2 separate regions of the Mus musculus genome follow, and region 2 is linked to region 1. A link is a loop called in an ENCODE intact Hi-C map of the cell type or tissue named here. Cell type or tissue: heart. All regions are shown on one strand. Links, peaks and the distances in the headings refer to the core of each region. The heading gives the core; the rest is flanking DNA.

Evidence for each region. Peaks named below come from ENCODE experiments on the same cell type or tissue, not always from the same donor. Only the 100,000 strongest peaks of a DNase experiment are listed, where the experiment ranks them.
Region 2: a loop joins it to region 1, with 11 times the contacts of the local background. A loop is called at or near these places in 17 of 42 quality-filtered maps.

The regions. Positions count from the first base shown.
Region 1 is chr3:88,736,069-88,741,685 of GRCm38, forward strand. No RefSeq gene overlaps it. Among named protein-coding and RNA genes, the nearest start is that of Rit1, 22 kb to the left of the region's middle. In heart, for the core only: a CTCF peak has its summit at 2,789 (motif pointing left); a DNase peak (open chromatin) is centred at 2,773.
Region 2 is chr3:88,675,200-88,680,816 of GRCm38, forward strand. No RefSeq gene overlaps it. Among named protein-coding and RNA genes, the nearest start is that of Khdc4, 7.8 kb to the right of the region's middle. In heart, for the core only: a CTCF peak has its summit at 2,316 (motif pointing right); a DNase peak (open chromatin) is centred at 2,382; H3K4me3 peaks cover 488 bases; H3K27ac peaks cover 488 bases.

The DNA of each region.
Region 1 (5,617 bases), core at 1,520-4,019:
CCTTTTTTTTTTTTTTTCAGCTGACCAAATTTTAAAATAAAGTTGCGTTGAGACAAAGTTACTGAAATTTTAGTTTTGTCTCGGAATCACTTTTTAAAAGTGTGTGTGTGATCCTCAGCGCATGTGATGGCATCATGAAGTCACCCAGTTTTCTGAACAAAAGCTGCTGGGATGGGGACACTCCACTTCCTGCCCTGGCTGGAGATTTAGTGCAATGTGTTCTGAGCCAGAACACATTTAATTAGCCCTAACACCTCCCACTGGACACCTGCCCTCAGAGGTTTGTGGAGGTGAAGGACAAGATCAGTGCCACGGACAGGGGCAGCATAAAAACTGCTCTCAGCCCCTTAGCTGCATCTGTGCTGGCTGGAAGGCTTCTCACGCACCTGCCCTGAAGGATGCCAAGAGACTGGGAATATGGCTCAGTTGGTCTGACCACAAGGGCCTGGTTTCTAAAACCCACATTTACAAAAATCTGTATGTGGTGACTCTTACTTGATGCTGGTACTGATGAGACAGAAACAGGCAGGTTCTAAGGGCTTGCTGGACAATTAACCTAGCCATCTTGTAGAGCTGTAGGCCAGTAAGAGACCCTGTGTGAAAACACACGGTTGGATGGTACTCAAAGCTGACCTCCGGACTCCTTGCACAAATAAATGTGTACACACAGAGAAGCACTTGGAGAGCCTCACCTAGACTCCCTGACCACACCCACTTTCACTTTTCTAGAAAATTTGTGGGGCACTGCCCATTACCATTACCACATGACCCTAAACAACTCCCAGTTTTGAGTTGGACCCAAATACTTCACACAAATTCTCTACCACTGAGTCACACCCCTACCTCACAATGTCCACTCCATTTTGTTGCATCAGTGTCAGGGATCAAACCCAGGGCTTCACAAATGCTAGGCATGTGCTATACCAGGGAGTTCTGTGCCTGGCCCTCGGCCAAACTTCTTTTGAGACGTGGACTTAGAATAAGAAAGGAAATATGAAGCTTTTTATGTTTGCTCTGAACCAGCTTCTGGGAGGATACTGTGTCCATTGCCTTTGTGCCGTTATTGAGCCCCTGCTGCATGCAAGTATTGACAGCGGGGATTAGAAGGGAACACACCAAGCTGGGCATGGTGGTGCACGCCTTTAATCCCAGCACCTGGGAGGCAGAGGCAGGCAGATCTCTGAGTTCGAGGCCAGCCTGGTCTACAGAGTGAGTTCCAGGACTGCCAGGGCTACACAGAGAAACCCTGTCTTGAAGAAAAAAAAGAAGAAGAAGAAGAAGAAGAAGAAGAAGAAGAAGAGAAGAAGAAGAAGAAGAAGAAGAAGAAGAAGAACAAGAAGAAGAAGAAGAAGAAGAAGAACAACAACAACAACAACAACAACACACCATTCTCGAAGCTTTGCTTCTGTGCTGTGGAGTGAAAAATTCTGATTCTGAAACGCAAAATGTGATGAGAGATTCAGATAAATGTGATGAGAGATTCGGATCCACCCTGGGAGTAGGGGCATGGGGAGAGAGCCGACTGTCAGCCACTCAGTAATTGGTCACTAAGTGCTAGGCTGGAAATGTCTGAGAGGACACTTGACGGAAGTGCGTCTACACAACGGCAGTCACCTGGGATGTTCTTGAGGACACTGGCGTGGAGAGTCTGAGTACAATCTCACTTTCATTAATTCCCATTCACTTAAAAAAAAAGATTTATTTTTATTTATATGAGTATACTGTAGCGGTCTTCAGACACACCAGAAGAGGGCATCAGATCCCATTACAGATGGTTGTGAGCCACCATGTGGTTGTTGGGAATTGAACTCAGAACCTCTTGGAGAGCAAGTGGTCAGTGCTCTTAACCTCTGAGCCATCTCTCCATGCCCCCCCCAACCTTCACCTTTTTAATTTTTGAATTACACTTACTTATCCATCATTTCAGGTGTGGGACTGGCATGGCATATAGAAGTCAGGAGTCAACATGTGGGAGTCAGTTGTCTGCTTCCACCATGAGGTTCCAGGGATTTGGTCACTCTTCAGCCTTGGCAGCAAGCAGCTATACAAAGTCATCTCACTCTTGCGCGCGCTGGACTTGACCAGCTGCAACAGGATCCTTCTGCACACGTTTATTGGGAGAGCTTGATTGCAGAGGCGAAGAGACCCCGAGCCCAGAACTGGTGCTGCTTTTATAGGCCTAGGAGAGGCGTGTCTCACACCCGGATTGGTTATGCACTATGCCTCATTTGCATGTTCCTCATCTGATTGGCTACTCTCTCTCTCTGTACCTCACAGAGCCTCATTATCATACCTCATTTGCATGTCTCACATCTGATTGGTTATACTCTCAAAGCCTCATTATCATGCCCGGGCCAGGCAGTGTCTTTGCAAAAAACTTTACTGCATATGTACACATTGGTTGTTTGTCCAAACTTATGCGTGGTGGCCAGCAGTAGCCAACTGCCACTCTGCAACTGCCACTCTGTAACTGCCACTCTGTAACTGCCACTCTGCAACGGCTTCCCACATCTCACCATTAGGGTTTGTTTGTATCTTAAATCTCCACCATTAAAATGGTTGAAAAATACAAGGCCAGCTTGGTGATAAAGGCACTTCCTGCCAAGCCTGACAACTTGAGTTAGGTTTCTGCTATGTGGTAGGGACAACCAGCTCCCTGGAGCTGGAGAGATGCGTCAGAGGTTAGGAGGCTACTCTTTCAGAGGAACCAAATTCAGTATCCTTTCCGCACATTGCTGTTCACCACCCTCTGAACTCCAATTCCAGGGGTCCAGTGCCCTCTTCTGGCTTCCTCGGGCACTGCACATACACAGTGCACAGATGCAGACAAAATACATAGAAGAACCAACTTCCAAAAGTTGTCCATGAATCTCCCCATGTGTATGTTGGCACACAGATGACAGCACTTTACCTGTGCTGGGACTGCAAATACAGAGGCAATCAATTTTATAAGTCTTTGTGCTCAAAATTGTTTTTAGAAAAATAGCTGCCAGGCCATGGGACAGAAGAAGCCAGCAGCCCCGGCACTCAGGAAGGACAGGGGTTCAAAGCAGAGGCTGGCTTTGCTGCAATGAGACTCCCATCTCCAAAACAGGAGAGTGGAGTAGGGGAAGAGCTGTTTGCATGTCAGAAGCCACTGTTCTTGAGGCTTTGACTGACGCAGTAGCTGCTTGCCTCTGTCAGTCACAAGCGTCAGCACGCCACTGAGACCAGGTCGGGGCTTTCCTAGGAAGGCTTTGGCAAGGAATGGGCAAGAAAAGTATCCCGAGGGGGGAGGCAGGAGGTCCAGGAAGAAACAAGGTTGTGTCCCGCAATCATGCATGCCCACCCCGGGGACACACTGTTCCTCTCCAGCACCAGTGCTTACTTCCCCAAGGACTCGACATCTCCTCAGGGCAGTCCTTCAGCCACAATGACCCCTCCTCTCTTTCAAAATTGATTCAGAAATCCCTATGACAGAGATTGGTCCAGCCCAGGACTATAAGGAAAATTGATATTAACCTTGAAGAAATTACTTAGGGGATGTCACCTTGTTTGAGGAGAGGAGAAATCACTCTGGGAGTTAGTTGTTGGTTTTGTGAGATGGGTCTTATTTCTTGTTCTGTAGCTCAGGCTAGCTGAGAGCTCACCTGCACTGTGCTCCAGGTCCCCAGCTTTCACCCATGAGCTGTCTCTCATGTTGGGGTGGACTTTGATGATGCAGCTGTCTTTCAGTCATTTCTGCTCTTGTTAAGTTATCCCTTACCCATATCTCCTTAGGTAATCCCAGAATAAAATTCTTTGATTCACCAACCTGGACTTTGGTAGTGGTATAGTAGGCTCCTTATTTGGGTGAGTATGTTGTGTATCTCCCAGGAAAAGTCTGTCACACTATACCCAGTCCTCTTTATGTAATTGGATGCCATGTTTGTGAGAGATGAGTCTCACTTCTCATTCTGTATCTCAGGCTAGCCGAGGACAGCTCATAGCATCCCCTTGCCTATTTCTCCCAAGTGTATGACTGTATCATGAGAGTGCCTGGTGCCCACAAAGGTCAAAAGAGGATGTTGGATCTTCTGAAACTGGGATATGGGTGGTTGAACCCAGATCCTCTGCAAGAGCAACAACTGATCTTAACTGCTGAGCCATCTCTCTAGCGCCAACACCCAGTCCTTAAAAAAAAAAATAGTTGGTGGGTTGGAGAGATGGCGCAGAGCCTAAGAGCACTGGCTGTCCTTTCAGAGGTACCGAGTTCAAGTCTCAGCAACCATGTGGTGGCTTGTAACTATAATGAGATCTGGTGCCCTCTTCTGGCCTGCAGGCCTACACACAGGCAGAACACTGTATAGATAATAGGTAATAAAATCTTTTTTTAAAAATTAATATTTAGAAAAAAATTAGCATGGTGACACACACCTTTAATTCCAGTACTCAGGAGGCAGAAGCAGAAGCAGGAGGATTTCTATGAGTTGGAGGTCAGCCTATTCTGCATAGAGAGTCCCAGGACAGCCAGGGCTATATAATGAGAACATAATCTATAAATTAATTAATTAATAGAAAATAAAATAAGAACAAAAGGAGGTGGGATTTTCCCCAGCTGTAACCTCAGGATTCAGAAAGCCAAGGTGAGAGGATCACTGTGAGTTACAGACCAGCCTGGAATATAGAATATAGAGCAAGACTGCTGAAGTGGAAACTTAAGGGTTCTTTGGAAAGTCAGTTGTTTTGTGTCACGGCACTCTGGTGGAGTCAGCTTGACAAAGCGAAAGCTGGGAAGCTGGTTCATGAAGCAAAGAGTTTCAAGGAAACCCCCTTCCCGGGGTCTGGCATTTTCTCCCTAATCTATATAAACCATAAAATTAATTTTTCCATTCCCGCATTAGTCTAGTGTATGGATCCACGTGCTCTTTATTTAGTATTACCTTATTGTAAATGCCTTTTAAGATTGTATCCTGAATTAGCTAAAGCCTTTCCCAGTGTTCCAAAATTCCAGTTAGCAGCAAGGAGTTTAACCTATTCAGTAACTAATTAAGCACTACAATAAAATCATAGCCATTAACTCAGTTGTCTATAGTAAGAGACTAAAATTCTCACTAAGATAAAAATTTCATTACAAACTACATTCCATACCAAGAGTAAGTTAATACACTATCCTAGTAATGAGGATCCTTCAGACAAGATAATTAAACAAGGCCTAGAGAATTTCGGGGTCAGTGACACTACATTATTCTTGAGGCGTGTCAAGAGTTAACAACCCTGGTGCTATTAACACTAAGTGTAAAACTCTTGCCTGGCAGAAGGTGCTAATCTCTAGTGTAAACATTTATCTGGTCCCTACAAATTCCCTTTGACATCACTCCCCTTGCATCTGTGCTAATCTCTAGTGTTAAACATTCATCTGGTTCCTTTTGAAGTCACTCCTTTTGCACCTGGAAAAATTCAATGTGCCTTATTCTGTTATGATTTGCAATTTACTCTGTATTATAAAAAGTCTGAGGCTTGACTGGAACATTACATTCAGATCCAACACCTTTCTTGTGTGTGTGTCTGTCTGTCACCCCATCCGACTCTTTGCCCATCTGCTTAAGAGATCCCGTTCCACGAAGACAAGGGGCCCAGAGGGTCTGCGGCAGTTTTA
Region 2 (5,617 bases), core at 1,312-3,811, 61 kb before region 1:
AACAAAACAAACCCCAAACCCCTGGAATGGTATGATCCTGTTGCTGAATGCATTTTCTTGAGCCACGTACATTTTAGGGCGTCCCAGGCTGTGACTTGGGAGAACCCTAGCTTTCCTGTCCTAAGTAGGTTTTCGTTTCAGATGCCAGGTGTTTATCTTCCTGAGACAGAGTGCTACAGCTGACTCCTGACTTCTGTTGTATTTTTGACAGGAGACTTTGCTTTGTTGTCCAGAGTGGCCTCCTGAGCCTCCTACCACAGCCACACCAGTGTTCGGATTACAAGTATGCTACCATGCCTACTTTTCACCCCCTTATTATTCTTAATTAAACGAGAGAAGATAGAATGAACTCTCTGAATCAGTGAGCTATAGAGCCCACCTTCCGTCTGTGGACAGCCTGCTGCTCTGCCTGCAGGGATGAAGCACAGATGTGGTGGTGATACTGAACGATGCAAAACAGTTTTCTGACTCAAGGCCTTTGGTTTCTGTGACTTGGTGTTGCTAGAGATTAAAGGTAGGGCCTTGAGCACTCTACTGTTGATCTATAAGCCCAGCCTTCTTTAGTCTTCATTGTGAGTATTGTAAGTTGCCCAGGCAGGTCTTGAGGACGAAACCTAAAATTTGAGGGTCTGGAGAGATGACTCGTATTTTTTGTTTGTTTGCTTGTTGGTTTTTTTGTTTGTTTGTTTGTTTTTTTAATTTTTAATTTATTTTATTTATATGAGTACACTGATGTTGTCTTCAGACACACCAGAAGAGGGCATCAGATCCCATTATAGATGGTTGTGAGCCACCATGTGGTTGCTGGGAATTGAAATCAAGGCCTCCAGAAAGGCGGTCAGTGCTCCTAACCGCTGAGCCATCTCTCCAGCTCTGTTTTTTGTTTTCTAAACAAAATCTCATTTGTTTGATTTTACCAAAAAATAGACTTGGGACCCAGATGCTAAGGTGAAAGCCTGCTAGCTCAAAGGAGAGAAAGCACCTAGCTGACCTTTCTCCTCAGCCTATGTCCCATCAGGAAATCCCCCTCTATCTCCATCTCAAACAAAGCTCCTTCAAACTCAGCCTCCCTCAATTCTACTTCCTGTGTGTCTCTCCATCTGTCCTCCTGACTCCCTCTTACTCTCTCTGTTTTTTTCTTAATTATCCTATGTCCACTTCCAATCAACTGGTTGTTTGCTCTGCCTCTTGGTCAATGGTTGACTTTATTTAATCCCGTTTGCAATATTCAAGCAGAAAGCTCCTGGTTAAAGGCATGTGTTAAGACTGAGCCACACTACAATTAGGAACAGGTTTTTCCAGTAAATAACACCATCTCAGGGTACACAGTGTGATCAAATAATCCTGCAACATTTCCCCCTTTTTGTCTAAATAAGAAAAGAAAGGTTTTAACTCTAACACAGTGGACCTGTTTACAACAATGAAACTATTTCCACCAAGCTTTCCACAATGTCCAGTGTGGTTGTATTTGGCAGTTTTAGGATTGAATATGTTTGGGTCTAGACTTCTGTAAAATGTTTCTGTCAATTTCATATGAACTCAGCAATTTGAATGTCCTGAGCAGTTTGTCGTCCGAAGCTGATCTTGGGTGGTGTTCTTCAGCTTATTGTCAATCCTGGCTGGGTAGAGCACAGCAGTCAACCCAAAGGTGTCCTCTGTTTGCACAGAGCTGGTGGCAGAAGAGGCAAAGGGCTGTGGCCCCAGTGGTTAGCGATACCACAATCCAGGTGGCTTTGTTGCAGGGCCTCATCATCTTCTTGAAGACCTACAGGGTTACTGTGAGGAATGGTCACTGTTTATTGTAGAAAATGTAAATATTTAAAATACCATATTCAGCAGATCTCGAAGGGTTTGAGGACCACAATTAAGTACAGCTGAGGTACAGAAACTTTGTGCCTAGCTACCTGCTTCAGACACTAACACCTACAGGAAGCTAGATAAAGCTTATTTCTAGAATTAGTTAGTACCGTGTATGACTACTAGCATCATGATAGAAAGTTTCATATACATAATAATCTTATAGTTTTTGGGATAATATTTATACCTTAAGTAAAGTTTTAGAGTCAAATGAAAATCAAAAGACTACGAGATTAATGGTAATAGGATAATTCCTTTTGTTTGTTTGTTTGTTTGTTTGTTTGTTGTCCTCTGTCCCATACCAGGTGACTCTTCTGATCTGAAACAAGGATTCGGGATTTTCCTTTAACAAGCATGTGTTGGTTTAGAGAAGGTGAAAGCCATGTTCCAATCCCAAAGTCAGCTTTAATTTTTAATTGAAACGGGACCACGTAAAGACCTTTTGTCACTTCTGTCTGTAGAGGGCAGCAGAGACAAACATTTGGGAATTGGCCAGTGGGAGACCAGCCACTTGGCAGGAAGAATGAAGGCAGGGCGGTTGTGGCCCGGCTGACCCGCCCCCCCTCCTTCCAGCCGAATTTTGTGGTTGTCCGGTGGGAAAGGGCCTGCCTTTGGGGGTCCCGGCTCCTGAGCCTGGATTTCAGGCCTGTCAGCTGGACGTGGGTGATACCACTTGGCCAATTTACTTTTTTTCTTAGGACTTTTTCTCCTGATAATCCGTCCTTTTTTTCAGGTGTTTCGCGTGTCCAGTGCCCTCGGCTTCCTTAGTTGGACGCTTTTACTCTCCTGGGAAAATAAAACCAAAAGACACCCCAACACTAACTGGGGTGGGGTGGGGGTTACCCTTTCCTGGCAGGTTATATTTTTCCTAGGGTAAAATGGTTTTGTTGTTTTGTTTTGACTACAGAAAAAGTATTATCTTTCATTTGAAATTTTAAAAATTCTTTTGAAAATTTGAAACTAAATATACCTTAATATGTGTGGATAAATATACCTATATTCCCCTATCTCTTTATGTAGAAATTCAGGTTTAAGTGTATTTATTCTTAGATCACGAAGGATATTCACATTGAATTTTAGCCTGCCTTTTGCCAGCAGCTTTTAATTTTAAATTACTGTAATTTTTATGTGCCTGTCTTTGCTTCCCTAGCGTTGGGAATAAAGGTGTGAACCTTTGCCTGGCTATGCATTCCTTATAATAGTTATTCTCATAGGGTTGTCCTGGTTTAATCTGGTTCTCCATTTTCCTTATTTTTTAGTGTTAGAGGTAAACTTTCATGTTGTTTGAATGTGCAATCTATCATTCTTACAGATACATTCTGAATTTGTTCCTTGGCAAATTTTAGTATTTTAGTCTTAATTAAACATGATGCCAATTTGTCCACTATCTCATTATTTCCTGACTTGTTTTTGTTTTTTTGTTTTATGAGACAGGGTTTCTCTGTGTAGCCCTGGCTGTCCTGGAACTCACTCTGTAGACCAGGCTGTCCTGAAACTCAGAGATCTGCCTGCCTCTGCCTCCGGAGTGCTGGGATTAAAGGTGTGCGCCACCATGCCCGGCTATTTCCTGACGTTTTGTCTCTTGCCAGTATGAGCTACATAAAATTTGATGTCTTTGCCAAGTTTTGCTTTGTCCACTCATGTCTCCCATAACCAGCTATCCCTGCCATTTATCTGCCAGCAAGTGGGTTTCTATTTTGATGACCATAGAGCTAAAGCATTGCACATGCACCATGAATTGATGATGAAGATTTCCTTTTGCTTTCATAGTTGTTTGTCTCATAGCCAACGGTGCTACACTAATTTTGTGGTTCCTTCCTCAGTATTGGTCGCCCCTACCCCCACGCCAACCCCACTCCCAAAAAATAGGTTGCTATTTCTATTGGTGTGGGTTCCATCAGTAAACCATGTGTTAGGCAAATGTTGTGATCTTTCCACTGGACCCCACAGTTCAATAGGTACCTCTTTTTTTTTCCGAGACAGGGCTTCTCTGTATAGTCCTGGCTGTCCTGGAACTCACTTTGTAGACCAGGCTGGCCTCAAACTCAGAAATCCGCCTGCCTCTGCCTCCCAAGTGATGGGATTAAAGGCGTGCACCACCATGCCTGGTGGTACCTCTTTTTAATTCCTTGTTGATCTACATTTCTTTTTTTTTTTTTTTAAGAATTATTTATTATATGTAAGTACACTGTAGCTGTCTTCAGACATCCCAGAGGAGGGCAACAGATCTCATTTTGGGTGGTTGTGAGCCATCATGTGGTTGCTGGGATTTGAACTCATGACCTTCGGAAGAGCAGTCGGGGCTCTTAACCACTGAGCCATCTCTACAGCCCCTGATCTGCATTTCATTAGTCTAATGCTGGCCTTTGCCATGTCTTCTGCATAACACAAGGCTTGGACCTTCTTTTTGGATTATCTCTAGAAAAAACATTGTTTCTAGGAATGCTTTCCCTACAACCCCTTTTCAAATGACCTTGCTTACCACTATTAAAACACCTGCCATTTTGATTTTTCTTAATACCTCTAGAAATTACTTCTATCAAATTAGCACCATAAACATGAGATCCAATATCAGCTGTATCTCTAATCCATTCCTCTATTGGTGCTGATCTTGCCTTTAAAGGTCTAATCACCTGTCTGCATTCTGAATTAGCATTTTCTCTTCTCTTCTCTTCTCTTCTCTTCTCTTCTCTTCTCTTCTTTTCTTTTCTTTTCTTTCTCTTCTTTTTTCCTCTTTCTTTCTTTCTTTCTTTCTTTCTTTCTTTCTTTCTTTCTTTCTTTCTTTTTTGGCTTTTTGAGACAGGGTTTCTCTGTATAGCTCTGGCCATCCTGGAACTCTGTAGACCAGGCTGGCCTCGAAATCAGAAATCTGCCTGCTTCTGCCTCCCTAGTGCTGAGATTAAAGGTGTGCACCACCACTGCCTGGCCCTGAATTAGCATTTTCAATAGCCAAAGATTTGATTAGTACTTGTTTGACTTCTGAATCTGACACTATTCTATTTATAGCTGAAGTCATTCTTTGCAAAAAAAAATTATTGAAGGCTTCTTTTAGGCCTTGTATAATTTTAGTTAATGATTCAGACCTCTTTCCTGATTCTTCAATCTTGTCCCAAGCATTTAAAACTGTTAAAAGGTGCAGGGGCGGGCGGGCGGGGGGGGGGGAGGGTATAGGGGACTATCGGAGAGGAAACTAGGAAAGGGGATAGCATTTGAAATGCAAATGAAGGAAATATCTAATTTAAAAAAACTGCTAAAAGGCATAGCACTAAGGTGTGATTATCGCATTCAAGCTGCCTATGTAACTCAGGATATTGACTTTCACCTAGCAACTGATCTTGAGAAATATTGGTACCTCTAATCTTATTTCATTGTTCTATGGCCCTAGCTTCTTCTTTCTACCATGTCTGCCATTGTAGCTGAGAACTAGCTCCCAATATTGCTGTTGCCAAATCTTTCCAGTCTTGAGGGTAATTCTGTTCTGAACTGCCCATGAATTTAATATCTACTTTACATAGTGTGAATGCAAACCATATGAAAAGCAGACTCTCAAGTCTATAGGACTCCATTGGATTGCTTCATAACCTTGGTGGCTCCTGTCATCTGCTGGTAGGTCTTGTATCGTAACTGGATAAATTAGGGTTGGTTTTCTATAACCTCGCGCTGAACCTCAGTTTCATCATGAGTGGCACAGTAGGTTCTTGTCTAAATTGTTTTGTCTGTGTCTAAGTATTTTTACTTATTTTAATCTATAAGTCTTTCT